Linked DNA regions of Homo sapiens: region 2 is linked to region 1. A link is a loop called in an ENCODE intact Hi-C map of the cell type or tissue named here. Cell type or tissue: K562. All regions are shown on one strand. Each heading gives the region's core, and the rest is flanking DNA. Links, peaks and the distances in the headings are about the cores only.

What was found. Peaks named below come from ENCODE experiments on the same cell type or tissue, not always from the same donor. Only the 100,000 strongest peaks of a DNase experiment are listed, where the experiment ranks them.
Region 2: a loop joins it to region 1, with 5 times the contacts of the local background. A loop is called at or near these places in 20 of 110 quality-filtered maps.

The regions. Positions count from the first base shown.
Region 1 is chr1:165,592,702-165,609,288 of GRCh38, reverse strand. It overlaps the pseudogene TRK-CTT13-1. Among named protein-coding and RNA genes, the nearest start is that of LRRC52-AS1, 19 kb to the right of the region's middle. RefSeq lists silencers at 6,754-6,914, 12,899-13,106. In K562, for the core only: a CTCF peak has its summit at 7,484 (motif pointing left); a DNase peak (open chromatin) is centred at 7,448.
Region 2 is chr1:165,708,734-165,725,320 of GRCh38, reverse strand. It overlaps the pseudogene CA14P1 and a transcript of TMCO1 not described here. Among named protein-coding and RNA genes, the nearest start is that of ALDH9A1, 18 kb to the right of the region's middle. RefSeq lists an enhancer at 7,163-7,212 and a silencer at 10,103-10,303. In K562, for the core only: a CTCF peak has its summit at 7,231 (motif pointing left); a DNase peak (open chromatin) is centred at 7,260.

The DNA.
Region 1 (16,587 bases), core at 4,658-9,657:
TTAAAATTGCATATATTTAGGCTGTATGATGTGATGTTGTATGTATGTATGTATTGTGAAATGACTCCCACAATCAAGCCGATTAACATATCCCTCTCCTCACACAGTTACCATTTCTTTTTTGTGGTGAGGACACTTGAGATATACTCACCTAGCACAGTTCAAGTATGCAATACATTGTTATTAACTATAGTCACTACGCTATTCATTGAGTCTCCAGTACTTATTCATCGTATTTGATTTTATTTTTTGAAACAGGATCTCACTCTGTCACACAGGCAGGCGTGCAACCTCTCACTACAACCTCTCCTTCCTGGGCTCAACCAATCTTCCAGCCTCAGCCTCTCGAGTAGCTAGGAGTATAGGCATAAACCACTAGGCCTGGATAATTTTTATATTTTTTGTAGAGATGGGGTTTTGCTATGTTGCCCAGGCTGGTCTTGAACTCCTGAACTCAAAGCGATCTGTCCACCTCAGCCTCCTAAGCTGCCTATTTGATATTTTTTAATGCTGATAACAACCCACCAAATTTATTTTAGACCCATAGTTTGGAAAATCCTGAGCTAGACTACAAACATGTATACTGAGTCATGATATAAGAGGCATATTTTACAATGATCACTTTAAATTAAATTTGAAAAACAAATTACTAGGCCATATTATAAACGTTGAAATTTGCTTGTGTTGTCATTGTTAAAATCTCTTCTGTCAAGATCTCTTCTGGCTGGGCATAGTGGCTCATGCCTGTAATCTCAGCACTTTGGGAGGCCTAGATGGGTGGATCACCTGAAGGTCAGGAGTTCGAGACCAGCCTGGCCAACATGATGAAGCCCCATCTCTACTAAAAATATAAATTAGCTGGGTGTGGTGGCGGGTGCCTGTAATCCCAGCTACTCTACTAAAAATATAAAAAATTAGTCTGGGATGGTGGCAGGTGCCTGTAATCCCAGCTACTTGGGAGGCTGAGGCAAGAGAATCACTTGAACCCGGGAGGCAGAGGTTGCAGTGAGTTAAGATCGTGCCATTGGACTCCAGCCTGGGCAACAAGAGCAAAACTCCTTCTAAAAAAAAAAAAAAAAAATCCCTTCTATTTTTTTTGGGGGGGATTTGCATTCAAGGGACTCAGTTTTAGAAATATTACAAAATAAAAACCCAGACTCTTCCAGTCCTTTAGTAATTCTTGTAATGCACTAGGCTTCTTTGCTTTTTAAAAATGCTTTATCACTCCAGGGTGCATCCCTAAACACTATAGTTAAGTTTTATCAGTTTAAAAAATGATGTCTTTTAAATCTCTTTTAATCTATAATTCGCCATATTCTTCTTTCACCTTGCACTTTATTTGTTGAATAAACTAAATTGCTTCATTAATAGATTCCTACAGTATGAATTTTGTTAATTACATTGTATGGTGTAGTTTAGCATGTTCCCTCTCACTTGTATTTTCTGTAAATTAGTAGTTGGATTTAGAGATTTGATTAGATAGGTTTGATTTTTTTTGGCAAGACTACTTTGGAGATGATACTGTGTTGTGTCCTTTTACCAAATAGCACATAATGTCATGTATGTGTGTGTGATGTGTGTGTGTGGGTATGTGTGTGTGTGTGTGTGTGTATGTTAGCAGCCATTGATGCTAATTGCCTAGTTCTATTAACATATTAAGGGTTTCAAATGATATTTGAATTCAATCACTGTTTCTTAATTTATTAGCTTTAATGTCTATTAAAAGACCCCTCCCCTGACTATTTGGCTACCTAATAATTCAGTTCATATACGAAAGGCAGAACAAGTGTCTGATTCTTTCCCTTTATTTAAAAGTTCTCAAAATAGTTAAGTTGCTTCCTAATCATACTCCACAGGTGATCAAATAGAGTTTTTTAAAAAGGTAACATTTTAAACCCATGGATTCAAACATAATTTGGTGCATTTCAAATGATTTCAGTTTTTATTCTTCTTGATGCTTGTGCTCCAATTATTCTGTCTTTGCTAATAAGTGACTCCTGAATTCCTTTAACATGGCCCTAATTGTGGGTGAAGGATTACCCAGGTGCCGAGGCAGGAGACCAAAGGCACAAGCTGTAGCAGTATAATAAAGAAAATAGTTGGAATAAAAAAATACAAATTAGATATAGAGATGATCGTGGACAATTATCAATCATTGGTATAAATGTTATTAATCATTAGCTTTTAATATTACTCTTTGTTGCATTACTAATATAACCTAGGAATAACCGGCAGGTATAGGGTCAGGTACTGAAGGGACATTGTGAGAAGTGACCTAGAAGGCAAGAGGTGAGCCCTCTGTCACGCCCGCATAAGGGCTGCTTGAGGGCTCCTTGGTCAAGCGGTAATGCCAGTGCCTGGGAAGGCGCCCGTTACTTAGCAGACCGCGAAAGGGAATCTCCCTTTCCTTGGAGGAGTCAGGGAACACTCTGCTCCACCAGCTTCTTGTGGGAGGCTGGATATTATCCAGGCCTGCCCACAGTCATCCGGAGGACTAAACCCCTCCCTGTGGTGCTGTGCTTCAATGGTCACGCTTCTTGTCCGCTTTCATGTTCCTCCCATACTCCTGGTTCCTCTTTGAAGTTCATAGTAGATAGCGGTAGAAGAAATAGTGAAAGTCTTAAAGTCTTTGATCTTTCTTATAAGTGCATGGAAGAAAACGCTGACATATACTGCCTTCCCTCTTTGCTTCGGCTACCTAAAAGGGAAGGGCCACTACCGGTCTCTGTGTCTTGGTGGTAGTGGTCCCCCGGGCCCAGCTGTTTTCTCTTTATCTCTTTGTCTTGTGTCTTTATTTCTTACAATCTCTCATCTTTGCACACGGGGAGAACACCTGCTAAGCCCTGTAGGGCTGGACCCTACACCTAATGATCATGTGTAGCTTCCTTCCTTCCTTTCTATTATAAGATGTTCCAGACTCATCTTGTACATTTCCTGCCCTAGATCTAGAATCAGCCATGATTTCTTTTAATGGAAAATAGATTTCAGATTCACAATATTGGCTCTAGAGATATTCATTGATACTAGGTTGATCATTATTTCTTGGCTTTTCAGTGGACAGAGCAAGGGAATTTTTAAAAGATAAAATACCTTACAAGTTAATATTGATACTTCTCTATTTCAAATTCAGCAACACAAGGTTTTAACTTAACTTCTTCTAATACTTTATCATTGTTCTTCCTTATTGATAATTGCCTTAACTTGCCATGATCAGTGGTCCTTTAGGGCTATAGATAGTTGGGTGAGGGTAGGACTGACTGATCCTGATGGAGCGAAGACACTGGAGGTACTCTTTGGGAAAAGCTCAGTTCCAATAGGGTAAGATATTATGGTTAGTAAGTTAGGCCTGAGCTTCTTCAAGTTATCACTGTACTAGAATTTAGACCATGTTAGTAAACTAAACCTAGGACAGGGTCAATAGTTGGGGTTCAAGAACAGGTATAGGGCTGCAACCAGTAAGCAACCAGTAACCAACAAGAACCAGGAAGGCACAGTCTGCCAGAGAGTCCAGGACAGTGGTTGGCAGAGGCTGAACAGGCAGAATGGAACATGGAAATCAATGAAATTCCCAAGGAGGCATAGCATCTTTAAACAACTTACCTAAAGAGTGAAGGTAGGGAGGGGTTTGGAGTCTTGCCAAGAAGTCATGGCTGCTGGTGGTGGTGGGCAGAGTTCAGGAACTTAAATCAAGACCTACTAGAGAAAACCAAATGGCTCACACAAATGTATGGTTGATCTAGGAGATGCTGGGGGTACCCACCCACATCTCAGCTGCAACCATTACCATGGATTACAATTTCCAGCTGTCAGCAGCTGCTATTCTTTGCCTGAGGGCACTCTCTGACTGCTGAAACCACTCTACCTGGGCATGCTGTAGATAGTGAATAACCTGAGGCTCCTCCACACCCCGCAGCTGCCTCCCAGATTGTATTTTCCAACCGGGTTTGGGTTCCTCTCTCTCCTTGTGCCACAGGCCCACGTATTTTCCAACCGGGTTTGGGTTCCTATCTCTCCTTGTGCCACAGGCCCACATGGACACTATATTCTAGTCAGTAGGATGTAGTTCCTCCAGCGGGTCATTCTGTTTCACATCTTTGTACCTTTGTACATGCTGTTCCCTCTGCTTCAATTCTCTTCTCCCATGCCAATCTTCTCCAACAATTCCTCTCATTCTTTAAAAATGTCTAAATGACCATCTCTTTGAAGCTTTCTTTCCTAGTTTCAGGGGTCTTTTTCTTATGTTCTTATAGCCCTAGGACATAATAAATATCCATTGAGTATTTGAATTAAGTATGGGCAACAGCAAGTAAGGATCCCAGGCACCAAAGCTCACACAGTTTCAATTCTGAGTGTCCTTCTGCCTCCATCAGCAAATTTCTTCCAGGAAGGATCCAATCTTAATAAGTTCCAAGCCAGCAAGTAGACACAGGGAAGCAGATACAATCTGGTTGGAGGCAATAGGAAAGGGCAGAAATATGAGACATGTCTTAATAACTCTCCCTATATTAGTTTTCTGGAATTACATAGCAAAGTACACCAGCTGGGTGGCTTAAACAACAGAAATTAATTTTCTCATAATTCTGGAGGCTGAAGTCTGAGATTAAGGTGTTGGCAGGGTTGGTTTCTTTGAAGACCGCTTTTTTTTTGGCTTGTAGATGGCCATTCTCTTCTGGTATCTTTACATGATCTACCTTTGGTATATCTGTGTCCTAATCTCTTCTCCTTAAAAGACACCAGTCATATTGGATTAGGGCCCATCCATATGACCTCATTTTACCTTAACTATCTTTTAAAGGCCCTCATTCCAAATACAATCACATTCTGAGGTTAGGACTTCAGCACATGAATTTTGTGGAGACACAATTCATTCCATAATACTCCCCCAATATAGAGAACCCATGTTCCTAACATTAAGTCCTGAAAAAACAACAGAGGTATCAATCCTGAGAGAGAGTTTCCAGGCTCTGGAGTCCTTAACTTGAGTCATGGGCTTTGTTTTTTAAACCTGTCTCTCTGTTTAAGGCCAGTACTAGAGGGCTAATAGGTTAAAGTCACAAAATGATTCTATTCCTTCATAGCTGTTATGATATCCCATAGCTAGTCTAGAGACCAAACTCCATCTAGGAAGTTCCTAGGACTGAGGGATGTTGTTGAGGTTGATTATTGGGAGATGAAGAAAATAACTGCAGTGAATTTCCAAAGATTATGCAGTGTCTCTTCCAGATTCGGAGTGACCAGGCACAGGCATCAGGGTTTGCAGAAAGAGCTGACTCAAGTAATCATTAACTTCTACCCAGAGCATCCTGGACACTGACATTTGCAGTGTCTCCGGGCTCTAAGAGGAGGTAATAGGGGCACTGGAAGGAAGCCACTCCTGAGGGAAGGATCACAGGGTAGTCTTTCTGCTGGGACCCTGTGCTTTGGGAAGTTGCTGAGCCCTTCCCACTCTAAACTAGCCATGTCTTTGGCTGAGGCCACTCCCTATTATTATTTTTTTAAAGACAGAGTCTCCCTCTGTCACCCAGGCTGAAGTGAAGTGGCGTGATCTCGGTTCACTGCAACCTCTGCCTCTTGGGTTCACGTGATTCTCATGCCTCAGCCTCCCAAGTAGCTGGGAATACAGGTGCATATCACCACACCCAGCTAATTTTTTGTATTTTTAATAGAGATAGGGTTTCATCATGTTGGCCAGGCTGGTCTCGAACTCCAGATCTCAAGTGATCAGCCCGCCTTGGCCTCCCACAGTTTTGGGATTACAGGCATGAGCCACCATGCCCAGCCCACTCCCTGTTTATATGTAGTCTTTGATTGAGGGACAGGAAACTGTTCTGCCTCTTCAAAAGGTCTGGAGAGGAAGGAGTTGTAGAGAATGCTCACAGAAGTGTAAAGCAATCCTATTTTAGTTCTTGATAGCCCCTGTTCCCCTAAAATCAGGAGATACTTTATTATTCACTTGCTGCCAGACTTCCATTAATTTATGAGAGTCATCATTGTAATAAGGTATAGAACATAGAATATTAACATTGGAAAAGACTTAAAGATCTAGTCCAGTCCCTCCTCCCCCTACTATTTTTGAGACAGGGTCTCACTCTGTTGCCCAGGCTGGAGTGCAATGGCATGATCTTGGCTCACTGCAGCCTGAACTTCCTGGGCTCAGGCAATCCTCCTGCTTCGGCCTCCCGAGTAGCTGGAACCATAGGCACAGGTGCATGTCACCACATCCAGCTAATTTTTTGATTTTTTTTTTTTGTAGAGTTGGGGTCTCACTTTCTTGCCCAGGCTGATCCCCAACTCCTAGGCTCAATCTATCCTCCAGCCTTGGCCTCCCAAAGCGCTGGAATTATAGGTGTGAGCCACAACACCTGGCCCAGTCCCCTTCATTTTGCATATGAGGGAAAAAGAGGAAACCAACATTTATTGAAGTAGATATTTTACATGTTACAAATCCTACAAGATGGATATTACCCTCATTTTATGGACAAAAGGATGCCACTCATAGAATTAATTAACTGGCCTAAACATACAAGCTATGTGCTAGGGGTGGGATTAAAATCCAGGTCAGTCTACTGACTCCTAGGCCACTTGTCTTTGGGTAATAATTCCTTAACAAACATCCAGTCAGGCACTGCTTTCTCAATTTTAATGCCCTAATCTATTTCCTCTATAGAAGATCATATCATCTAAAAAACTCAAACTGACTACTCAGGAAACTCTTGAAGATTACATAAAGTCAATCAACAGCCTTCTGTTACTCAGCCCTGTTGGACCCCAACGTGACTGGTGAAATGGCCAAACCAGTGGACTCTGCTGCATGCCTCACTTAGATTCCACTGAATGTGTGACTTGGAGATGCAGTGGAGGAGCTCACTTTTCTATTTTATTTATTTATTTAGTTTTTTTTTTTTGAGACAGAGTCTCACTCTGTTGCCCAGGCTGGAGTGCAGTGGTGTGATCTTGGCTCACTGCAACCTCCGCCTCCTGGGTTCAAGCGATTCTCCTGCCTCAGCCTCCCAAGTAGCTGGGATTATAGGTGCCTGCCACCATGCCTGGCTAATTTTTGTGTTTTTAGTAGAGGCGAAGTTTCACCATGTTGGCCAGGATGGTCTCAATCTCTTGACCTCGTGATCTGCTGGCCTCAGCCTCCCAAAGTGCTGGGATTACAGGCATGAGCCACCGTGCCCTGCCGAGCTCACTTTTCTGAAGGAGGAATTGCCGAGTACAGGACCAACAAGCAGGGTCACCTGCGAGTAAAGGGAATCCATGCTGAAACAATGAGAATTGAGACCTATTGAAAGAAAAGAGGAACTAGGGAAAGAGGACCACTGACTACGGAATGTGGGAGAAGAAAGGCACGAGGGTGTTTGCAAAGACAGCTTTTAAGGGTGCTAAGTTGTAAGAGGGCAGGGCAGCAGAGACAGAGCCCTTATGCAAAATGGAGTCACTTGGGAGGAAGGGAGTGCTCTGTGGCTGTTGTCCTATGCCACCTTGTGGCCACTTATCACTTCTCATCAAATGTTCCACCTTCTCTTATTCACTTTATATTTCTAATTACTCCTATATCCTGGAAAGTCAGCGTCACTTGAGTTTCACCCACAGCAATGCTTAATTTCAGTGGTGGATCTCAGGACACTGATTTCTTTGGACTCTCCTTGGTAGTGTGGAAGGAATTGATTGTGGAATACTGAAAGTTACGAGAGAAAGAGGTGGAAAGCAGTCAAGGTTCTCATATATTTCTTTTTCCACTGTGCTGCTAACATACTCATAGAGAAGCTATTGTAGAGAATTTCCACTATCAATGGATGACAATTCATACTGACCCTTGTATTAAAGTAGAAATGAAAATGGATTATGATGCTTTTACTGAATTCTAAGCAAAAGCTTGTTTGCTTAATTAATGTCCTGGACACCAAGTAGAGCCTATAACAATAAAAGAACAAGTAACTATGAGAAAGAATGCCCCACTGTCTTTGCTCAAAGAATGGTTGTATCAGAGACACTCCTGTGGTGGCAAGCTGCTGTGGGTTTGGGATTATGGCTCTAGAATAATAATAGTTAATACCTATTTAGCACTTCCAAATGCCAGATGCTATTCCAAGCACTTTATATAATCAACCTATTCAATTGTCACAACAACCCTGTGAAGTTGGTGCCATTAGTATCCCCCTTTTACGGACAAGGAAGCTGAGGTTGAGTAACTTGTCTAGGGTCACCACATAGTAATCACCACAGTGGAAATCAGAACCCAGGAGTTTGTGCCAGCAACCACTAGAGTGTTCTGTCTTCCTTATACCCATGTTCTATTTACAACATCGAGTTCACATACGTCTGAACTCTGGCCCTTCCTCTGTGTATCCTACTATTTCTAGAGTTGTCTGCCCTACAGTGTCACTTCTCCTGACTAGGAGCTTTTGAGAAAAGGCTTTCACTTCAGCTTTTTCCACTCATCTTTGTTCTCCTCTCACCGCCTCTTTTCCAAACACTCAAACTATACTGATTCAGCAATGAATAAGAATGTCCAGGATATTGTGATAGTTTAAAAAATGATGGAAGAGTAGGAGTTAGGGAAGGTGAACCCTATTTGAGCCTTTCCTCCCCAAGGTTTAGCATGCAGAGAGCCATTTAGATGGCTACAAGGTAACATCAGAGAACAACATACACCAATCTGCCAACATCGTGGGGAGTGATACTGAGCTCTTAAGGCCAGTGGATCTGAGGTCCAGACGTTAACAATCTTCCTTGTCCCCTTAAATGGCTTGAAAGCCTGAAATATAATTCACCTAAATTCTAGCAGCTAGAGTGACTTGAAACATCAGTAAGGTAGACCAGCTATATGAAAAGAGGAAAGGAAGAGTCAGGAAACAGCAGAAGCCAAAAAACTTTCTATTTGAGTTGTTAGAAAATTAAAGAGAGTCGGCCGGTCGCGGTGGCTCACGCCTGTAATCCCAGCACTTTGAGAGGCCGAGGCGGGCGGATCATGAGGTCTGGAGATCGAGACCATCCTGGCTAACACGGTGAAACCCCGTCTCTACTAAAAATACAAAAAGTTAGCCGGGCGTGGTGGCGGGCGCCTGTAGTCCCAGCTACTCGGGAGGGCGAGGCAGGAGAATGGCGTGAACCTGGGAGGCGGAGCTTGCAGTGAGCCGAGATTGCGCCACTGCATTCCAGCCTGGGCGACCAGCGAGACTCCGTCTCAAAAAAAAAAAAAAAAAAAGAAAAAGAAAATTAAAGAGAGTCAGCCTGCTGTTTCTAGTACCCCTTTCTCTGTTATACCATTTCAGAGCTCTACGGAGAACAAGACGCTAGACTCCTAATGAAGATAGATTCCAGCTAAGATTCAAAAATAAAACAAGAAAAACTCCCGAGGGACCTATGGGGAACTGACTGGGCAGAGCTGCTCAAAGATGTGAAAATTATAGTAACACTGGTTTTATAAGTCAGAGCCCAGATCATCAAAGCACAACGTAACATGGGTATATCTCCATAATGGAAAAGGAAGACCTTTCCTTTTATTAATAATGTTCCTGGAAAAGCAACTCTATATATAGGGAACTCAGAATTACAGCACCCTTTGTGTAGTCAGAAACAAGCTTGGAAGTGAAGTAAAAACAGTATAATAATGTGAGCAATGGGAAGCGACTTCAGCAGAATGGAGGCAAAGCCATTGTGAGAATAGGAGAGATTCAGCCAGGCACCTTCAAAAGAGAAGGGAAGGGGGTGACACAATGATTTGAAAAGTACAAAGATGTAATGTATGTAGGGCTTTAAAAATTAACATTGTTTTTCCTTTCAGAAAATAGACAAGGTCTGCACAGCTAAGAACAATTCCATGTTTTATGTGCATTTGATGAAAAAACAACTGAAGTAAATCTAAAATAATTCTGACGAAGAACTGACCACAGTCTATGACTCCTGAAGGTTTCTGAAGAATGTAGCATACATGCTCTGAGTGTTGATTGGATGCAGATTCTTTGCTGGTCATTCAGGCTTCCTTCTATCCTTTCTCTCCTGGGCCTATGAGTTAAATCAGCCATAAGACTGACAAACACGCAGCTTGGATTTTCAGGGACAGGACTAATTTAAACCAGCCACTTTCTCCACAAGTTCAATAGCTTTTTTTTCCATCTTGTATCCTGATAATGGACCAGAAAATACAGTCCTTTTATCCATGAAACAAAAGCTTGCAGAATTTTCATTTCCTTCTATTTTCACCTCCATTGGTTCAGCTGTTGTCTTTCTTCTTTCAAACTTTTCAATTATTTCTTTTTTCTTTCCTCTCTGTTATCTTTCATTATTCTCGTATTTTCCCCCTGAAACTCTAGTCCTTGCTAGGTCTCACTAGTGTGCAGAATGGGATTGGCAGAATACCAATCACCTCACCTCACCTTCCCTCCTCCCCTCTTCTCCTCTCCCTTGATTTCCCCTCCCCTCCCACTCCCTCCTTTCTTTCCTTCCTTCTGACGGTATTCTCTTCCCCAGAAGCAGCATTTTCTTCTTCCACTCAGAACCTTACTTCACCAACATGCCCACGCCTTCCCTGAACCTACAAAATTAGTGAGTTTCTCATGAGACCTGCTGCAACTGTCCCCACCCAGGGCTGTCATTACTATTATTGGGTTGTTTTGTTTTTCGATCTCAGGAGCAAACTCTGGAGTCGAGATCCAGTCACCTCCTTCAGCACACGACGGCAGGGTACCCGCAGGGTGTGATCTCAGACACGCAGGGGAGGGCTCCGTGGGCCCCTCGCATATCCCAGCACTCTCACTTCCTGGGATTTCTCTGAAACCATCCTTTTGGCCCCACAGGAACACTCGACTTAAAAGTCTCGGCTCCTCCCTTAACTGGAAAATTGAGCTTTAGTCACTAACATCCATTTCACACGCCAGGGGAAATACAGCCCCCTTCTCCGTCCTGTTTCTGCACCCTAACCCCGCCCTCCCAGGCAAGCTGACCACTCAGCTCGGGCGTGGCAGAGCCTGATTGGTGGATCACAGAAAGCGCGCTAGAGAGGGCGGAACTCATTGGGCAGACTCTCCGCGCTTGGGAAGTGCAGTCGCTCACGCAGGGACTTTGACTGCTGCTCTGGGCGGCCTGTTGCCACAGCAACCGTTGAAGCTCTGGGCTGCTGAGGTCGCCTGGCAGCGCGCTGAGCCCCACGCAGGTCCCGGGCGTGCCAGGGACACAAACCCCAGTTCCTTCAGAAAGCCTTCCAGATCGACGAGGAGAGATGGTATATCCCCGATGGCTCCGCCTCGGCTAGCCGGGGGAAGCCCTTTTATTCGTCATCCCCAAAGCATTCTTATTATTCACCCTTAAAGTAAAAATCCACTTGCTTTTGACCGGGGCACAAGAAATACTTTTATTTTATGAGTCAGTGTAATTGTTTAAAATAAGTAAGCTCTGAAAAGGTCGGCAATCAGCCTTTCTGTCACTTCCCTACTTTTGGCCTTTTATATGAAAAACAAAAACAAAAACAAAACAAAACAAAAACAAACAAAAAACCTTTCCTGATGTTTTTTTATATACTTGCTAGACATTTACATTTTGTTATTTGGGTGCTTACAGTGTGTTTCCGCCCACGTAGAGAGATTACACCACGAATCCCTTCCACCTTCTGAGGAAGTAGGTGCAGTTTACCTACTTTCCATTTTCAGATATGTTAAAAGAAGCAGAAAGAGTAAAGGAATATGTCGAAGTTACTCCCGGTGGGATTGGGGCTGGCCGTTGTAAGGGACATTCCCACCATCTCATTTCGAACCACCTTGGTTTACAGAGAAGAGACCTGGTTTTCTGTCAGAAGGTGGAGGGTACTGCTGGAGGAAGTGGGTAATAAGCAGACAAAAAGGGAAAGTGGGAGAATGTACCCGGCATTCTTGGGTATCCTCAGTGTAAAAATATTTTCCTTTCCCGAGTCGTTTTTATTTTATTTTTATGTATGCATGTATGTACACATTTTAGCAAATAGTCAAAAAGCATCTGGAACTAAGTAGATCAATAAGCTGGTTGGTGCCATTTTCTTTTCTTTTCTTTCTTTCTTTCTTTTTTTGAGACAAGGTCTCACTCTGTCACCCAGGCCGGAGTGCAGTGGCGCTCTCAGCTCACTGCAGCCTCCACCTCCTAGGCTCAAGTGATCCTCCCACCTCAGCCTCCCAAGTAGCTGGGACTACAGGCATGCGCCACCACACCTGGCTCATATTAGTATTTTTTTGTGGAGACGGGGTTTTGCCATGTTGGCCAGGCTGGTCTCGAATTCCTGAGTTCAAGTGATCTGCCCATCTCGGCCTCCCAAAATGCTGGGAAACACAGCGCCCAACGTAGGGCTCAAACCCATGACCCTGAGATTAAGAGTCTTATGCTCTACCAACTGATCTAGCTAGACACCCCGTTTTGGAATTTAAAAAGAAAAAGAAAAAAATATGACTGTTAAAGAATGTACTGGTTTTCTTATGTAACTTGGAAAGTGATTCCAAAGAGGAATTCCATGAACGTTCTGATCAGTGTGGCAGCGTCACTTGGAATTAGATATGTAGCTATAGGGAGTCCTTTGAAAGACAATGCTCATTTGGGTGTCTAAATTTCGATAATTAAAATTAGTCCATCTTTCCTTCTTTCTTTCTCTCTCTTTCTTCCATCTTTGTCTCATTTTCACACAAAGGATTTGGAGAAATGGCTTAATAGAGTCATTTCATTTAAAGCTACTTTGAAATATAAACAATAAACAAACATGAAGTGTATTACTATTATTTTAGGCATTGCCAAATTTATTACTGAAGTTCTTACTTCAGGTGAAACCCCATCTCTACCAAAAAATACAAAAATTAGCTGGGCGTGGTGGCACACGCCTGTTATCCCAGCTACCAGGGAGGCTGAGACATGAATCACTTGAATCCAGAAGGTGGAGGTTGCAGTGACCCGAGATTGTGCCTGCCACTGCACTCCAGCCTGGGCTACAGAGTGAGGCCCTGTCTCAAAAAAAAAAAAAAAAAAAAAAAATTCTTCTTAGTTATCACTGATTATATCCTGTGGTATTCAGATTAAAAGAGGCTATAGGTATGTCACTGAAAAAAATTATACATCTAAAAATAGAAAACATTGAACAAAATAATTTCCTGTTGACTTTGTAATTTGAGAAATATATTTTTTAAAAATTTTATTTCTGCAACCTTTTGTAGGGATTCCTAATACTCTCTTTAAATTTTTAGTGCCAATGTTGTTAATGAAATGTATAGCTTGAATTGCCAGAATTTGGGGGTTTTTGGGTCAAAAAGAGTCAAATATTTGCAGTTTCATATGATTCAACCTACTATGTGAGTAGGGAAATTTTTATTTAAAAATATTTTTGAGTTAATCCTTTTTTGATATGTGATTATCTAATGTATTGGTTTTATAAGTTAAGATTTTATACACTTACAGCAGGACCCACTTAGACTTTACCAGACTTTTCTGTTTTGCACATGTGTGGTATGATATCCTGACTAGAAATTCAGGAATTTAAGGGCAACCAGAAATCTTTCAGCACATGTCTTTCACAGCATTAACCACAATCTTCCCTGACAAGTTGGAGGTTACTGACTTTGAAACATAGCCAGCTGCTGGGAACTCAATGTGTATTCTTTCCATGACCCTTAGAAACTGGCTTGTTTCTTATTAATGATTTTTTTTGTTTTGTTTGAGGCATGTTATGGTCCATTTTTTTTTTTTAGTTAATTTCCAGATCTTCTGCCATTCTTCTGGTACAACTCATTTTCTTTGTGGTGGGTCTTAGCAAAAGATACCGTGTACAGAAAAGGGGCTTCTGGAAATTATCATGTTTCAGCAACAAAATTGTTTAAACATCTGACAATCATTTACAACCAAACATCTCTGGTCTCATCCATGGAAAATATCACACATAGCAGAGAAAATTGAAAAGAGCTGGCAGAAGATATCTGTTGAGTTTGTATTGTGCACTATTCAAGTGGGTTCCTAGGAAACCTCAGACCAGGGTTTTTTTTTTTTTTTAACTTCAATTTAACTTATTGGGTCTGTTCCCTTATGCTGAAAGTGGGGGATCAGAGTCTGGTTTTGAAGGCGAACTTGAGAAATTAATTAGTCCATTCTCCTCCTGTCTGGAAACTCGGCATCATGATTGACATAGACCCTGACTCCAAGGGGCAGATGGAGGCTCTTTGAAATTCTTGGACAGGCAGAATGTCTTCTGCCATCCCAGAATGTGCTCTGCCTGCCCAAGAACCCTGCTCATGAAGTCCAGTCTCAGGTACCACTGTGCTGAGGGCTCTGTAGAAGGAGCACCTCCATATGGTTTGGACCAATTGTTTGTCATCCTAGGGAGTAAGCCTGATCTTTTAATTCCTGGTTAGAAACTTTGACTGTATCTTGTCTTTAGGAGTCCATTGGCCTGTAGATTTCTCTAAGTCCATTTTTCCAGGATTGTTTTTGATAAGAAAAAGTTGTAAGGAACCCTGGTTAGCCTGAAAATAAGCCTTCGAGGTAAATAGGTTTAATCCTAGGATGTGACTAGCCTTTGGTTCACAATGACATTTCCATCTGCTTTAAAGACATTGAACTAGGTAGGGGTGAGAAGATTCTGCAGCGTCTTAGGAACATGCTTCTGAGGGGAATAGTAATAGCTCAACTTTCTCTAATATGAGAAATGTGAAGTTATTGTTGAGCCTGATAGAGCATATTCTTCTAGTATATAAATCACACTATTATTAATGTAATCTGCAGGATAAAAAACTTTGGGATAATTAGTGAACAAATCAGTCACTCATAAGGCATACAACCAGAGAAAATCAGGCTTCATTAGTTTGCTCACGATGAGAAGCTCCCGGTTAATAATTATAGTTGTCTTAATTGAACCTCAGATGGCAGTTTTCTGCCTATCAACTGAGCAGGAAACAGATTTTGGTTTCATGCCTGTGATCTTATACTAATTAATGTATGAAATGCGTTTCTTTACAAAAGCATGTTTGCATGTCTTTAAACCGGCGCTATCCAGTTGAAATACAGTGCCATCCAGACATGTAATTTAAAATTTTCTAGTAGTCCTGTTAAAAAATAAAACAGATGAAATTAATTTTAATGACATACTTTATTTAACTGGATATAGCCAAAATAGTGTCATGTCACTGTGTAATCAATATAAAAATAATTAATGGGATTTTAAAATTTTTATATGAAGTCCCAGAAATCCAGTGTGCATTTTACATGTACAGTGCATATCAATTTGGACTAGCCTAATTTCAAGTACCAATGGCCATATGTAGATAGTGGCTGTTGCTACTGTACTGTATCTATAGTTAGACAGAGGATTTTAGAGGGGAGAGAAAAATGGGGCAGGAAGGAGAAAGGAAAAAAAAGAGCCCCTACGGGTTAAAGAGAATCTGTGGCACCAAATCTCCCGGCATAGGCATCCCCTAAAGCTTTGGTTTCCTTTATTTAACACCCCAGCAGGAGATTGTAATCCGAACAATCTTATGTACTCAATATTTGCCTTAAAAAATTTGAAAAGTGAGAATAGGTGGTTTTGGTCTGTTAAAATGAGAATGGGCTTTTGTGACAGGGCAGACAGACCTGAGTTCAAACCAGCCCTGCTGGGTCTGAGCTGTGAGCTTATGCAAATCTGTACCTTTTTTTGGCTACACTCTAATAATAGGGACCCAATAATGGAGACGAAAATGCTAGTCTGGCAGGGTTTTAGTGGGGATTAAATTAGATTCCTTATGTGAATGTACCTTGTTGAGTCAGTGTGTGGTGTATGGGAGGTGCTCAGTCTCCTGGTGCTGTTATCTTCCTCTTACTCCATCTGTTTTTCTAATAAGGGCGCTTTTCTTAGCCTTTATTCCCTCTATTCCCTCTTTCAGGATTTGAACTGATTTCCTACTCCACATTCACAGAATTAAGGAAAAGTACTAGAGTACTTACTCCTTCACATTCATGACTCTACTTTCCTACTCTACATCCTCAGTTTCTGCCGCACCCCCTGCTCATAGGATTTAGTTGTGATTGTGTTAGGACTAGAAAAACCTTATTGTTGAAGCACCAGTAATGATGGTAATAACAATTCAGTGACTACCTATTCCAAATCCATATGAAATTTTCCATTAAGTCGCTCTAAATTTGTTAAGACCAGCCGTACTTCCATTTTTGGTCGATAGGTGGCAGCATTGTCTAAGTCACTGATCTCTGAGCTGCTGGTCTGTCAGCCAGTTTCCTTTTTGGTGCTACAATTGTAATTTTCTATGGTTCATTTTCTTAACCTGGAAAACTTTTTCTTTTCGTCAAAAAGTCTAGGGTAACTGGCTGGGCGAGGTGGCACGTGGCTTGTAGTTCCAGCTACTCAGGAGGCTGAGGCAGGAAGAATGCTTGAGCCCAGGGGTTCGAGACCAACCTGGGCAACGTAGTGAGACTCTGCCTCAATTAAAAGAAAAAAAGTCTAGGGCACCAGACTACCATGCCAAGGTGCCTATTAAGCCCCATTGGGGCTGGGTCCCTGGTAGGGGCCTAGGAGGGTGATGGCAGGAAAGAGCACTTTCCAGTAGGAGATCCCCAAGGGTCAACATGTGAGGAATGAGAGTGGAGAAGTGG
Region 2 (16,587 bases), core at 4,193-9,192, 120 kb before region 1:
AAAATTACATCAGACAATTGATAGAGCTTCTAGATCCCCCTTCTAAAACAAAAGCATTTTGCCACAAACTAGGATGGAGTAGGTTTTTTTCAGACTATTTATACTTATTTTATGTATTTCAATACTGCCCTTTAAGTAAAAGTACTATATACTTTCTCTTTTTTTAGATTAATTCTGCTTAAGTCAGTCTTTTAATTTATTCTAGTTTGAGTTTTTAAAAAATTTTAGAATGAAAAATCTCAAAAATATACTATTATGTATATACACTATTTTATATATATATATATATATATATAGAGAGAGAGAGAGAGAGAGAGAGAGAGAGAGAGAGAGAAAGAGAGAATAAAGAACACCTAGGTAACCCATCCTCCACCTTCGACAATTATCAGCTCCTAGCTAATTTGTGTCATCTGTAACCCCACCTGCTTCTGCCCTTTCTGTATTATTTTGAAGCAAATCTTATCATTTATCTGTAAATATTTCAGGACTTTAAAAAATATGTGTAATCTGAATACCATTTTTACACCTAAGAAAATGGACAATTCCTTAATATAATGTGTTGTCTATAGATGTCAAAAATTTTTGCAGTTTTTTGGAATCAGGAACCAAGTAAGGTACTGAATATTGCAGTTAGCTGATACACATCCTAAATTTCTTCAATTGTTGTGGTCCTCAAACTAGAGTGTATCAGAATCACTAGAGCCTTGTTAGAACACAAACTGCTGGGCCCCACCCCAGAGCTGGTGATCTGTAAGTCTGCTGTGGAGTCTGGGAATTTGCATCTCTAACAAATTCCCAGGTGATGCTGAAGCTGCAGGTTTGGGGTTCACTCACCTATTGGTTCATCAGCATCTCTCTGCCCTCTTACAATATATTTGTTGAAGAAGTTGTGTTGTTTACCTTGTAGAGTTTTTCTTAGTTTGGATTTTGGTGATAGCATGCTGGTTTTTTCATACTATTGGTTGTCTCTGTAATGCGAGCAGCTTTTGATCTATTAATTAATGAGATATTAAAAGTGATGGTATTCTAATTGTAGTATTCCTTCATTTATGATCTAAAATACCTCTAAATAGGAACTTCCTCTCATCTACTTTTTGGGGGAAGTTAAGAATAAATGCCTAACTCCTTGGTCTTCAAAATAATGAGCTGTTTATTAACATCCTCCAATAGTGAATAATTAATGTGTATGTCATTAGCAATTCATGCATTTAAACATATTTGATGTACTTCAGTCCACTGAAGCTATTTCTCTTATGAATGCTCAAATTGTCCCATTTTTGGCCAGCGAGAGCCTCTTTCATTTGGCTCCTGAGTCTATTTGCATGACCCTCGTTGTCATTGGTAGCATCCTTGCTAAGTGATATAACAAGATGTTCTAAGGCTCATCTTGTGTATTTCCTGCATGACTTGAAAACAACAATTTCTCCAAAGAGGCTTGTTTCATCTTTACTGGAAAATGGCATTTGGAGATTGTGATCAGAGCACTAGGAATGGTGAGACTGGGTTTTTAGGTTTCTAGGCCTTTCTGTGGACTAACATTGGTATTATTTGTTGTTGTTTTAATACAAAATACAACATGAAGTTATACTGATACTCAGGGCTACAGAATTTTTACTTAATTTCTTTGGTCTGTGTCTCGTTTATCAAACCATACTAAGAATTCCAATTTGCAGCAGCCGGCTGATATAATTAGAATATTACATAATTATTCATTAGTACAAGCTAAGAATATACACTCAGAAGTCTCAGATATTAACATAAACATTACCAACAATATAGTTAATGAAAATAGTTCAAGTTTTGTTTTTTGTGGAGTAAAGGACAGGGAGGATTGTGTAAGGTATATCACACTATGAGTTCACAGTCCAAATACTGAGATTTCAAGTTATCTGGAATTATTTCTTTAAGGTTATTGCCAACAGAATACAATTTACATTTGTTTGATTTTGTTTCCAACTTTAGAGATTTCTCTTTAATTTTACTTTATATAGTGTTTTGAGGGGTTTGCACAAAAAAGCATATTTAAGCTACATAGAGATGGGTACCCATTATCACACTTCTCTTATGGGTTTAAGCCCACTCATAAGCCCCATAATGTGTGAAAAGATGGGCAGGTAAAATTCTTACCAGAAACAATTTAATTTTTACCTAATAGTGGGGCTGGCAGGGACACTCTCTGCAGTGACATTGCCCCCTTAACACTTCACACTTGTTGACTAAAGGGAGGAGACCTATTGTGAAGAGAATACCATGTGGGGATGTCACCAACACTGACTCAGATCCTTATCACTGTCCCCTTAATTTTTCTGCAATAGCCTACCAGGTAGTTTCCTTTATTCTAGTTTCCCTGACTCCAGTTCACCCTCCATCTTGCTGTGGGATGATTTTTTTTTTTTTTTTTTTTTTGAGATGGAGTCTTACCCTGTCGCCCAGGCTGGAGTGCAGTGTGGCATTATCTCGACTCACTGCAACCTCCGCCTCCCAGGTTCAAGTGATTCTCCTGCCTCAGCCTCCCGAGTAGCTGGGATTACAGGCATGCACCACCACGCCTGGCTAATTTTTGTATTTTAGTACATACAGGGTTTCACCATGTTGGCCAGGCTGGTCTCAAACTCCTGACCACAGGTGATCCACCTGCCTCGGCCTTCCAAATTGCTGGGATTACAGGCGTGAGCCACTGCGCCCGGCCTGGCAATGATCTTCGTAAAATATAATATAAATCTGAAGCCGGGCACAGTGGCTCACGCCTGTAATCCCAGCACTTTGGGAGGCTGAGGCAGGTGGATCACTGGAGGTCAGGGGTTCAAGACAAGCCTGGCCAACATAGTGAAACCCCATCTCTACCAAAAATACAAAAAATAAGCTCGGCGTGGTGGCACATGCCTGTGATCCCAGCTACTAGAGAGGCTGAGGCAGGAGAATCACCTGAACCCGGGCAGCAGAGGTTGCAGTGAGCCGAAATCATGCCATTGCACTCCAGCCTGGGCAACAAGAGCGAAACTCCATCTCAAAAATAAAAAAAAAATAATAATAAATCTGATTGTGTTGCTCCTCAAAGGAAAGTTGTTCAATGGCTCCCAGTAGCTTTTAAGTAAATTTAAACTAGTTAGCACACAAAACCATCCCAACCTGGATCTCCAGCCTTTTCTTATCTCTATATCCCACCATATCTTTTTTTTTTTTTTTTTTTTTTGAGACAGAGTCTTGCTCTGTCGCTCAGGCTGGAGTACAGTGGCGTGATTTCGGCTCACTGCAACCTCCGCCTCCTTGGTTCAAGTGATTCTCCTGCCTCAGCCTCCCGAGTAGCTGAGACTACAGGTGCCCACCACCACGCGCAGCTAATTTTTGTATTTTTAGTAGAGACGGGGTTTCATCATGATGGCCAGGATGGTCTCGATCTCCTGACCTCATGATCTGCCTGCCTCAGCCTCCCAAAGTTCTGGGATTACAGGTGTAAGCCACCACGCCCACCTACCCCACTATATCTTGTCCTCTAGCTAAGCAGATTTCTTAAACAAATTCTGCATTTTTCATGTTCTTTTTTATTTTTATTAAGCTAGAGATGAGGTCTCACTATGTTGCCCAGGTTGGTCTTGAACTCCTGGGCTGAAGTGATCCTCCCACCTCAGCCTCCCAAAGTGCTAGGATTACAGGCATGAGCTACAGTGCTCAGCCTTTCATGTTCTTTTTGGACTTTACTACCTTTGTTTTCTCGGCCTAGAATGTTCTTTGTCTTATTTGCCTGATTTTTCTTCTCTTACTTTTCCTACTTAGCATCACCTTTTACATGGTTGAGTTAGATTTCTCTTTCCTGTATTTCTGTTAGAGCCTTTCTTATATGAGTCATTCATTTAAAAATGGACAATTAACTTTCTAAGCTTCAATAGCCTCGTCTGGAAAATGGAGTTAATAACTCAGTCAAAGCTCCCTTATCTGATTTCCACTTACCTGAGTCTTCAGATGGATCCTCCCAGTTCCCTGTGAAAAGCTTGATGACCAGCATCCACATCACGCTGAATGCTCTCAACCATGCTTGTGCACAACTCTTGCCAGTCAATTGTGTAACATAATTTATCTTACTTGTTATTGTAATTAAATGCATGGACTAAATATGTTAAATTATGAAATATGAATACAAAAGAAGGATTACTTCTGTGAAAATTAAACTGAATGACTTGGAATAACAATAAAAAAAGTTGCTAAAAATAATTGCTGTTGGTGAAATAACAAAGACTAAAAAAGTAACAAAAAATTTAGAAAGATTCAGCATTATTTCTTAGTGTTTTAATTCATGCTCCACTTTAAAGAAACCAAAACTGGAAATCAGAGGTGATGGGTTTGGTTTATGCAGAAAAAAAAACGGTATTGCAATCAGTAGACTCATACTCAAGGAAAAGGCCTTGGCCCTACATAAAAAGTGAACAAGTATATATTTGTATGTTTTAAGTTAAACATGTCTAAAGTATGTATATATGTATTTTTTCATAACTGTAATTAAATTTTTAGATTAACCTATAAATTACTGGTTCTAGTCATATCAGATAAATAGGTTTTTACCTCATAGTGTTCTTGATGGATTCTGTAAAGCAATTGATACTATGCCTGGCATATTAAAGGCATTTGTTTTTCAAACACAGGAATCCTATGAGGGAGATAGGGTATCTTTTTATTATTTCCATTTTACAGGTGACAAATCATGATTTATCCAAGATCCTACACGAGTAAGTAACAGAACCAGGAAGAACCCAGATCCTTAGTTTTCAGGGTCCACGCTCTTTCTACTGCAGCACCCAGTAGGGCTGTCTCCATTGGGGCTACAATATAAAACTGCTTAACTTGAATCCCATCTGGACCTGTTACCCTACATGCAAAAGATCTTCAAAATGTCTTTACATAAGACAAGTTGGGGTCTTCAGAGTATCATTTAGATGATTATCACTGTCTCTATTCCATTTTTTTACAAAGCTTTCCCACATTACTCTCATTGTCTAAATAGTATATTTTAACAAGACTTTTTGAATATTAGAAGAAATTTAAAAATTATTCCACCATCACCAGATGAGTGAGGAAGAGGATAAACCTAAGTCTACTTAAGCCTACTAAGAGATGATATTTCAAGTTTCAAATGGCCTTCTGCAGTTGGAGGCTAAGCACATTTTAAAACCCAGAAACTTATATTTGGCTCCAGAATTCATCTGGCTGCTCAGGAATCCTTCAATATAATTTTTTTTCTTTCCTTTTTTTTTTTTTTTTTTTGAGACGGAGTCTTGCTCTGTCACCCAGGCTGGAGTGCAGTGGCGCGATCTCGGCTCACTGCAAGCTCCGCCTCCTAGGTTCATGCCATTCTCCTGCCTCAGCCTCCTGAGTAGCTGGGACTACAGGCGCCTGCCACAAAACCCGGCTAATTTTTTGTATTTTTAGTAGAGACAGGGTTTCACCGTGTTAGCCAGGATGGTCTTGATCTCCTGACCTCGTGATCCGCCTGCTTTGGCCTCCCAATGTGCTGAGATTACAGGCGTTAGCCACCGCGCCCAGCCAATATAATTTTTGTTAATACAAAAGTGATTTTGGGGTTTATAGCTATTTCAGCCATTTGCTGAACAGTCAATTGGATCTTAAACAGAGGTCATACATATCAAGAAAGTAGAAAAAGTCTGAAAGCTTGATCTGGTGACAGATTTTTCCATTCTAGAGAACATTTTACATTTTTAATCAAACTGGGGCAATACTTTAGTGCAGTGGTCTTCAAACTTTTTTGACCACAACCCCACAGTAAGAAACACATTTTTATTATTGCATCCCAGTTATAGAAGTCCCATGAAACAATACCTCTTTTATGCACTTTGGTATTTTATTTCATTCTTCGAAAAATGTGGTCATAATCCATTAATTTTACCACTGACTAATGGGTTGCATCAGGCAGCAAGCCATTGGAAAAAAATAAATAAAGTTCTCTCTGGAACTTGAAGAATAAGGAAATTTGAGTGAAGTCAAGTTTGGAACACTAAAGACCACTTTAAATTAGATGTGGTGGACTTATCTAAGATTTTGACTATATTATAGCAATGAATAACTCGGTGAAAATAATCAAGAACAACCAATTTTCCAGAAAGACATTAGCCAAGAGTGTGACTTCTTTTCTCAGATATACTTTCTGGAGGATCAGAAAGGGCAAGAACCTGACATTTGTATCATGCTATAATTGCATACATTCGTTCACCCATTTACCAAGCACATTTAAAGCACGACCTCTGTGCAAGACCCTGTGCTACGGGCATTGTGGACACAAAGGTGAGTTGAGTAGAAATCTGCTCAGAAATCTTACAACTGGTAGCTACTGTAAGCGTCAGTTTCCTTGTCTAAAAAAAGAGGACAATAATTCCTGCAATGGCCTGCATACTCATAAAATTGTTACAAAAATGAAATGAGAATAATATATGTAAAGTTCCTTTGTAAATTATAAGGGAACATTACTAAAAGCAGTTGAATAGTGAAGTGTTCAAAAAATTTAGATTCATATTGTTTCTATATACACTAAGAAATCATTTGACAATTTGTTTTTCTCTTTTCCCCTGTAATCATTAATTTATAATGACTCTAGATTGGAGTTAGATTATTTTTCTTAAGATTATTTTCATTTGTCTGAAAGCTTTAACTTTATCAAGTAAAATCTTGCTGATTAAGCACTAGACTTGTGGATGAACACATTTCATTTTCCTCTAGTCTTGGCTGTGCTTCATGTTCACTGGATAATTTAAGGTGATCCCACTGGATAATTTAAGGTGATCCTGGCACTTCAGCCTGGGTGACAGAGCAAAACTCTGTCTCAAAAAGAAAAAAAAAAACTGTGGGGTGGGGGGGAATGACTTTTGGATAATATAAAAATACTAAATAATATGCACAATGATTTAGAGAGGCCATTCGAGATAGAAGTGGGCTGCCCAAAAGGGTGATTAAGCCCTTAGTTCCTTTGGCTTGTTGGCTTCTCTTAGTCCATGTTTTGCTTTTTGCTGCCACCTGGTTCAGGGATAGTTCTTTCTATCACTACCAAGTACTCAGCCTGAAGTTGTGGGGCACGAAAAAAAGCAAGTTGGTGATAACGATTTCAAAAAGGCAATTTAAATATGTTTACCTCATTCTTGAAGTTCCTTCTTTGTTGTTGAATGGGTTTGCTTTTTCTAGTTTTCCTTCATCTTTTCTGCAACTCAACTCACTGCTTATATGTGCATGCCACCTAGTGACAAAAATTGGCCCTGCCTGCTTTTTAGGGAGATGAAGTGTTTTGTATCCACTGTTTAGGGGAAGGGAGACAGGTAGAGTAGATTACACACTGAGGAAACTTTAGAATGGGTCCCCTGGGCTAAGTGCGGTAGCTCACACCTATAATCCTAGAACTTTGGGAGGCTGAGGTGGGCAGATTGCTTGAGCCCAGGAGTTTGAGACCAGCCTGGGCAATATGGTGAAACCCCGTCTCTATAAAAAAATACAACAATTAGCCGGGTATGGTGGTAGGTGCCTATAGTTCCACCTACTCAGGAGGCTGAGGTGGGAGGATCACCTGAGCCCAGGGAGGTCGAGGCTGCAGTGAGCCAAGACCACGCCACTACACTCCAGCCTGGTAGACAGAATGAGAACCTGTCTCAAAAATAAATAAATAAGAATGGGTCCTCTAATGGGGCCAACGAGAGGCTCCCTGTGGTTGAACATGAAGACATAGACCTGGTAAATGCACAGCAAGTATTATTACATTTTTTTATTCCTGGACTCTCCTGCCACTCCTCAAGCTTCTCAATAAACTTCCATGTAAAAACAAAACAACAAAAAACAATAAAAGGCTTTGTTTCCCCCTCGACAAGGTGAGAAATCTTAAAAATAGGAGAGAAAGAGAGCAGGTAGATCTGGGAGGGTCTCTCTGGCATGCCTTTTGACCCCCTTGTCCCTCTTCTCCTGGGACCATTGTCTTTCTTATCGCATGTCTCCAGTCTGCCGAGGCCTTCCTCCATCCTGGCTCACCTTTGCTCTGTATTTAATTTTCAATGTGTCCTCTGCAGCCCCTGTTCTTTGCTGAGACTTTGCTAGATTCTCAATTTTATCATAGAATACTCCTACCACTTGAACTAAAAACCTAACTTTCTTATGAGGGAAATGTCAATGTAATTACACAAATATATCTGATAATCCATGATAATTCACAACCCTTTTGAGCAGACGCTGCTGTTTCTCTTCTCTTGTCTGAGGACCAAGAGGCAGGGTCGATGTGCTCCTAGCTACCCACTGCCTCATCCTCTTTTTCAAAAAGCCTTTTTTTGGCTGGGTGCGGTGGCTCATGCCTATAATCTCAGCACTTTGAGAAGCCAAGGCGGGTAGATCACCTGAGGTCAGGAGTTTGAGACTAGCCTGGCCAACATGGCGAAACCCTATCTCTACTAAAAATATAAAAATCAGCTGGGTGTGGTGGCGTGCGCCTGTAATCCCAGCTACTTGGGAGGCTGAGACAGGAGAATCGCTTGAACCCAGGAGGCGGAGGTTGCAGTGAGCTGAGATTGCACCACTGCACTCCAGCCTGAGCAACAGAGTGAGACTCTGTCACAAAAAAAAGAAAAAAGAAAAAAAAGGGCCTTTTTTCTTTTCAGGCTCACATGTTCAATCCACAAAGTTCTGTCTTTCTTATTAAAAATAACAATTGTAAAAAAGCAATATACACATTTGGTACAAATACAAATATCTGTGAAGGTATAAAATGAAAAGCAAAAATCTGTGCCTCTCTTCCCTATGCCGTCCTCATGCACCTTCCCTTACTTCAGATTCCAAAAGGTAACCATTGTCAATATTTGGTTATCTGTGATGGTCAACTTTGTGTCAACTTGGCTAGGCTATGGGACCTAGTTATTTGGTCAAACACCAGCCCAGATGTTGCTGTGCTGTTATTTTTTAGATGTGATAAACACTTAACAATCAGTAGACTTTGAGTAACACATATTACATTCCATAACATGTATAGGCCTCATCCAATCAACTGAAGGCCTCACAAGCAAAGACTGAGGTCTCCTAAAGAAGAAGAAATTCTCAAGGTTGCAATGTAGAAACCGTAACTTAGTTTCCAAATTGCTGCCCTGTGGAATTCAACTCAAGACTGCAACTTAACTCTTATCCTGAATCTCCAGCCTGCTAGCCTGCCCTACTAATTTCAGACTTGCCAGCCCCCACAGTCACATGAGCCAGATCCTTAAAATCTCTCTCCCTGTCTTTTTATCCTATTATTTCTTTTTCTCTGGAGAACTCTGACTGATACAGTGCTTGTATTAATGATGGAGATGGACCTCTGTCTCGCCAAATCCATTCTTCACTCTCATAGTTAGTTTCCCTTGCAGTTCATTGTGGTCATTCAACTAAGTTCTCTCCACTTGCATGGGAAAAGAAGTGATGTGAACCACTTCATGCCTTACCAGTGAAGACTTCTTGCTGTTTTCTTCTCTGGATGACTGGGAGGTTCATGCTGAGAGTGTCCTTGGAAACCATGTGTTGAAGATGGCATCCTGAGTCCTTCAGTTACCATGTGGAGCTGAGTCACCTCTTCTCCAACCCTGCTCCTACAGATTTTGAACATTTTACTTAGATGCCTCTGGACTGTTAGGTAAATTGCAAAAAAATTTATATTGGGTGTAAACTATTACATTTTGGATCTGTTTAATAAACTAGCTTAACATACCCTAATTTAGAAATCCAACACCTAAAACAGAGGGATTGGCTTAGTAGATGCACAGCAGGAGGTTAGGAACTGATATCACTGACTGAAAGACGGAGCCTCTTCCTATGCCATGGCAAAATATTTGGTAAAACTGTTGCTGTGATAACTTGACAGGCAGACACAACTCTTATGGTACTGGTACTTCTAGGGAAGGTAGATGGAATGAGCCAGAATGTAACTGTGAGTTGGCTGCTGCTGGCTGTTTTTGGCTAGGTATGTTCAAAAAAGAGATGAGCTCAGACTAGAATCTACTGGTTTGCAAGTGAAAGAAGGGAATAGAGTCCAGAAGCTTGAGGACTTAAAGATTTCTAAAAGCCAACTGCTTCAATACCGTAATAGCCGAGACAAGACTTGTAGCTCAGAGGACTGTCATTGAGACATTTCAGTCAGACAAAGATCTTCTTTCAATCTTGCCCAATTGTTTCAGATAGTTTCAAGACAACTGACACTAAATTGAGAAAAGAGGGTTTGGGGTAGGGAAGAAAAGAGATAAAATAGGCTTAAGGACTCTGTCTAGAAAAGAATCCTGGCTGTGGCTATTGGCACATGGTACTGAATAGAAGAAGCAAACAGATTAAATGTCTTGTAAGCTTTTGTTTTTTTAAGATGTATTCTTGCTCTGTCACCCAAGCTGGAGTGCAGTGGGGCTATCTCAGCTCACTGCAACGTCCGCCTCCCAGGTTCAAGCCATTCTCCAGCCTCAGCCTCCCAAGTGACTGGGACTACGGGTGCCCGCCACCACACCCGGCTATTTTTTCGTATTTTTAGTAGAGACAGGGTTTTGCCATTTTGGCCAGGCTGGTCTCAAACTCCTGACCTCAGGTGATCCACCCACCTCAGCCTCCCAAAGTGCTGGGATTATAGGCGTGAGCCACCGCACCCAGCCTGTCTTGTAAGCTTTTTTTTTTTGAGACAGAATTTCACTCTGTTGCCCAGGCTGGAGTGCAGTGGCACAGTCTCAGCTCACTGCAATCTCCGCCTCCTGGGTTCAAGCAATTCTCCTGTCTCAGCCTCCCAAGTAGCTGGAATTACAGGCGCCTGCCATCAGGCTCGGCTACTTTTTGTATTTTTAGTGGAGACGGGGTTTCACTATATTGGCCAGGCTGGTCTCAAACTCCTGACCTTGTGATCCACCCACCTCGGCCTTCCAAAGTGCTGGGATTACAGGCGTGAGCCATGGCGCCCAGCCATCTTGTAAGCCTTTGAAGCATAACTATTGCTGGAGAAACCTCAGGAAGCCTGGCCTAAAAAGTTTTTGTTAAAATAAAGCAAGTCTTGTGCTCCCAAACTTGCAGAAATCAGGCTGCAAAAGTTGAATAATCCTTGAAGAAGGCATATTCCTCACCACCTCCTTTAGAATTTTTTATTTGCACAGCTTTTGGGTCTTTTGATTAGGATGTGTTCTTTTTTTTTTTTTTTTTTTTTTAGATGTAGTCTCACTCTGTCACCCAAGCTGGAGTGCAGTGGCACAGTTTTGGCTCACTGCAACCTCCGCCTCCCAGGTTCAAGCGATTCTCCTGTCTCAGGCTCCCGAGTAGTATCTGGGATTACAAGCACGTGCCACCACACTTGACTAATTTTTGTCTTTTTGGTAGAGATGGGGTTTCAACATGTTGGCCAGGCTGGTCTCGAACCCCTGACCTCTGGTGATCAGCCTGCCTTGGCTTCTCAAAGTGCTGGGATTACAGGCGTGAGCCACTGTGCCCGGCCCAGTGTCATTTCCTTAACATTTCTTTTGCTTGAAGTTCATTGAACTTCTTGGGCCAGTAAGCTTGTAGTTTCAATCAAATTTGGAAAATTTATTTTAAATTTTTTAATTTGTTTTTATTTTTAGAGACAGGAGTTCTCACTATGTTACCCAGGCTGGTAACAAACTCCTGGGTTCAAGCGATCTTCTTGCCTCGGCCTCACAAAGTGCTGGAATTATAGTCATCAGCCACAATGCCTGGCCGAATGTGGAAAAATTTTTGATCATTATTTCTTCCAGCATTTTTTCTTTCTACCTCCCAATTGCTGTATCTTTTGAGACTCTAATTACATACATGTTCAGTCACTAGATATTACCCCACAGCTCACTAATTCACTTTTTCTCAGTCTCTTTTTCTCTGTGTTTCATTCGTAGTTTCTAAAAAATGATTGCTGTGCCTTCAAATCCACTGATATTTTCTTCTGTAGTATCTACCTGTTCATGTCATTCAGTTTATTTTTAATTTCCAGTACTGAATTTTTCATCTCTAGACCCATCTCGATATGGGTCTTTTATATATCTTCCATTTTCCTATTCATCATGTTTATACTTTACTTTTTAAGCATAGGAAGTATATGTGTAATAACTGTTTTAACATCTTTGTCTAATAATTCCATCATCTGTGTGTTTTCTGGGTCTGTTTCTTTTGACTGGTTTTCCTCCTGATCATGAGTTATCTCTTCCTGCTTCTTTGCATGCCTGATAATTTTTTATTGGCTCCTGGACATTGTGGATTTTACTTTATTAGGTGATAGACTTTCTTGTATTACTTTGAATATTTCAAGAGTTTTATTCTGGGACAAGATAAGTTATTTGGAATTGGTTTGATTCTTCCGAGGCTTTTATTTATTTATTTATTTATTTATTTATTTATTTATTTATTTATTTATTTATTTTGAGACGGAGTTCCCCTCTGTCGCCCAGGCTGGAGCGCAGAGGCGTGAGAGGCTTCCTTTTAAGCTTTGTTATGGCAGGCCCAGAACAGCCACTAGCCTAGGGCTAATTTGAGCCCATTATTGAGGCAATAGCCTTCTGAGGACCCTACACAATGCCCTATAAGATCTTTCCACGCTGGCTGCTGGGAACCCAAACTATTCCCAGTCCTATATGAGGTCAAGGGATTTTTCCTGCCTCCTCCTTTCTGGTGGTTTTTCCCCTGGCCCTGGGTAGTTTCCTCATTGCTGAATACTGCAGATCAGTACTCAGCCTTCAAATCAAGGGGACTCTGCAAGTAGAATGATGTTTCCAGGAGCTGAGAGGGAGAGAAATGGGGAGATGTTGGTCATAAAGAACAAAGTTCCAGTTATGCAGGATGAATAAATTCTGGAGATCTAATTGTATAGTATGGTTCCCATAGTTAATAATACAGTATTGTATACTTGACATTTGCTAGGAGAGTAGATCTTAAATGTTCTTACCACACACACAAGAAAATGGTAACCATGTGAGGTAATCGATATGTTAATTAGCTTGATCATGGTAATCATTTTACATTATATATATGTATATCAAAACATCACAATGTACACCTTACATACATACAGTTTTTACTTGTCAGTTATACTTCAATAAAGCTGGGGGGAAATAGAGGGAGGAATCTCTTCAAATATCCATAATTCTCTTTTTAATAGTTCCCTTCTTTCTGGCACTGCCCCACAAATTCTAGCTGCTTTTATCTTCCTAAACTCTGAATTCTCAGTTTAGGGAAACACCTGTGTTCTATTTGTTTTTCCTGTTTTTAGGTGGAGAGCTGGGAAACTTGGAAGAGCTGACTTTGTTTCCCTTCTCTCAGAGATGACCGCCTATGCTACCTGTTGTCCAATGTTTATAAATCATTGTTTCCTATATTTTGTCCAGTTTTCTAGTTGTTTAAGGCAGGAAGGAAAGTCTGGTTCCAGTTATTTCATCATGGTTGGAAGCAGAAGTTTCAATATCCACTTAAGATGAGCATATGGAGGACAGAGAAGAGAATACCTCCCAGAAGGCACTGCCAGGGACTTAACATCATCTGGGTTTTCTCAAATCTCGATACTCTCCTTTAGCAACTTACAAGTCACACCCTCAGATTTGTTGAGGACTTAAACACACAGCTTAATCTTTTCCTTTATATCCTTTTTTCTTTTAAAAAAATTATTTATTTTTTTTTGAGACAGGGCCTCACTATGTTGCCAAGGCTGGCATCAAACTCCTGGGCTCTGGTGATCCTCCTGCCTTAGCCCCCTGAGCAGCTGGGATTACTGGTGCATGTAACCATGCCCAGCTCCTTTCTATTCTCTTTTCTGCCATAATTCCAGGTGTCTATGACATCCTTATAGTTGACCAATCCAGTAGTAGCAGCTTCTACTTATTGAGCCCACTGTGGCAGATATTTTACTTATGTTGTCTTTTTTTTTTTTTTTTTTTTTTTTGAGATGGAGTCTTGCTCTGTCACCTGGGCTGGAGTACAGTGAGGCAATCTTGGCTCACTGCAACCACCACCTTCCAGGTTCAATCAATTCTCCTGCCTCGGCCTCTGGGGTAGCTGGGATTACAGGCACCCGCCACCACCCCCAGCTAATTTTTGTATTTTTAGTAGAGCCAGGGTTTCACCATGTTGGCCAGGCTGGTCTCAAACTCCTGACCTCAAGTGATCCATCTGCCTCAGCCTCCCAAAGTGCTTGGATAACAAGCATGAGCCACCATGCCCGGCCTACATATGTTGTCTTCTTACATTGCTCCTACCGTTAGTTATAATTTTCTCCTTTTAAAAAAAAAAATAAGAAAACAGACACTGAGAAGGTTAAGCAACTTGTTCAAATTCATTTGTTGTTAAGGGACAGAGCCAAGATTTAAAAGTAGCCATTGCTCATCATATACCTTGTTAACTAGCTTTGCAATTCCTAGACATCCTTTACTGCAGCAGACTTCCCCTCCACTTCACTCCAACAATTCATTCCCATGAATTAATGTAATCACCACCTAAAGCTCTGAAATACTGAACAGAGAAATCTCTTTGAACACACATATCTTAGATGCTTCCACAACCTTAACTTTTCCCCATTCTTCTCTTTTTCTTTCTTTTTGAGATGGAGTTTTGCTCTTGTTGCCCAGGCTGGCGTGCAGTGGCACAATCTCGGCTCACTGCAACCTCCACCTCCCGGGTTCAAATGATTCTCCTGCCTCAGCCTCCCAAGTAGCTGGGATTACAGGCATGTGCCACCACATCTGGCTAATTTTTTGTATTTAGTAGAGACAGGATTTCACCACGTTGGTCACACTGGTCTCGAACTCCTGACCTCAGGTGATCCACCCACCTGGGCCTCCCAAAGTGCTGGGATTACATGCATGAGGCACCGCCCCCGGCCTTTTTTTCTTTTATTGAAAAAGAAGTTATCATTCATTGTCACAAGGGCCTTCAGGTCCTTTGTTCCTCTTTTTCTGCCGCATTACCCCATTAATCCTCAACCCTAGATGAATCCGAGCACCTGCTTGTTCTCCTCCTGGACCACTGAGTGAGGATGGAAAAAAAATCTATTCAATATTCAACTCAGCACTGAGTACTGCTCAACAACCGTTTTACTAATTCTTAGTTAGCGAAGTTTGTTATCTCCCAGAAGTGCTGTTCCAAAACTTTATCTTCCTTTTTCTTTTCTCCTTATTTTCAGCAGGTGATTTTTCTTCCTACTTCACAGAGAAAACCAGCTCTCTTCCAGCCATGCTCCTTCACTTCCAAACATATATCTGTACTCATCTTTTCACCTTTTCTCTTTTTTGAGGAAAGAAAAACAGTATTTCTTCTCTTTACATTTTTACTTGTCCTCTTGGCTCCACTCTTTCTTGCTGCCTTTGGGACTTTGCATCAATTATTTCTTATTTCCTTTTTTTTCCTCCAGAAACTTTAGTTTCCAAATATGTTGAGCAAAAATATATAACCCCAACAGCAACTCTTTCTCCTAAGGGGAGATCCTGCAATATATCTAGGGAAAGGGACATAAAGGTGAGATGGTGGAGGACTTTGGGGTACATCCCAAACTTCCCCTAAAACTAAACACAGTTTGTCCTCTGCACTAACAACACAGGGATGCCCTGATCTCCTCCTACATGTTTTGAGGGGCTGAAGGCTCTGCTGTTCTTCCTTGAATGAGAGCCTGGGTCCATACCTCTCTGCAGGGGATGTCCAGAGGAGAAGCGCCTACTACTCCTACAGTAATTCCGGCCAGTCCCTGCACCCCATTTTAGAGGTTCCCTGAGGGGTGGTGAGACATGAGGGGAAAGCACCTCTGGAGGCACGAGGGGAAGGCATCCATATCCAAGGTATCTAAGAGGGAGTTTATGCCTCAGTGGTGGCTCATGCTGAGGTGATGACCACGCTCTTCTGATTTTCCAGCCTCTTGTTCTGAAGCCTTCTAGCCATGAAGAAAATGGCCAGCAGAAGTCAGAGAGAGCCAACCAAGATTCCTACACCAAGGCTCAGCATTTCACCTGTAGGATACAAGGATCCCATCTGGATGAAAAAAGCAAAGGTCATTGCTGGTTGAGAGGCTGAGGGGATCAGTAGTTCTGTATCAGGACTTGGAGGGCCCCTCTTCTGTGGAGAACAATGTCTCCTGAAGCTTTTCCAGCCGTTCCATTGAAATCTGGGCCCTTGGACTGAAAACTGTCCAGGGCACCCTCTACTAACAAGGGGAAGTTGTGAGCGAGCTATTGTAAAGGAAGAACTGCCCTAGCTGTCGGGGGAGCAGCTCTCTCACTGAGGTCTTCTGATCTTTATGCTTGATTTCATGCAAGTGACCCAGAATGTGTTCATAAGCTACATTCTTTTTTTTTTTTTTTTTTTTTTTTTAAGTCTCGCTCTGTTGCCCAGGCTGGAGTACAGTGGTGCAATCTCAGCTCACTGCAACCTCCACCTCCCAGGTTCAAGTGATTCTTCTCCTACCTCAGTCTCCCGGGTAAGCTGGGATTACAGGTGCCCACTACCACACCCAGCTAATTTTTGTATTTTTAATAGAGACGGGGTTTCACCATGTTGGCCAGGCTGGCATAAGCTATATTCTTAGTCTCACTCACCTCAATTAGGATGCCCAGGACAGTCAGGCCCTGAGGCCTCTGAGCG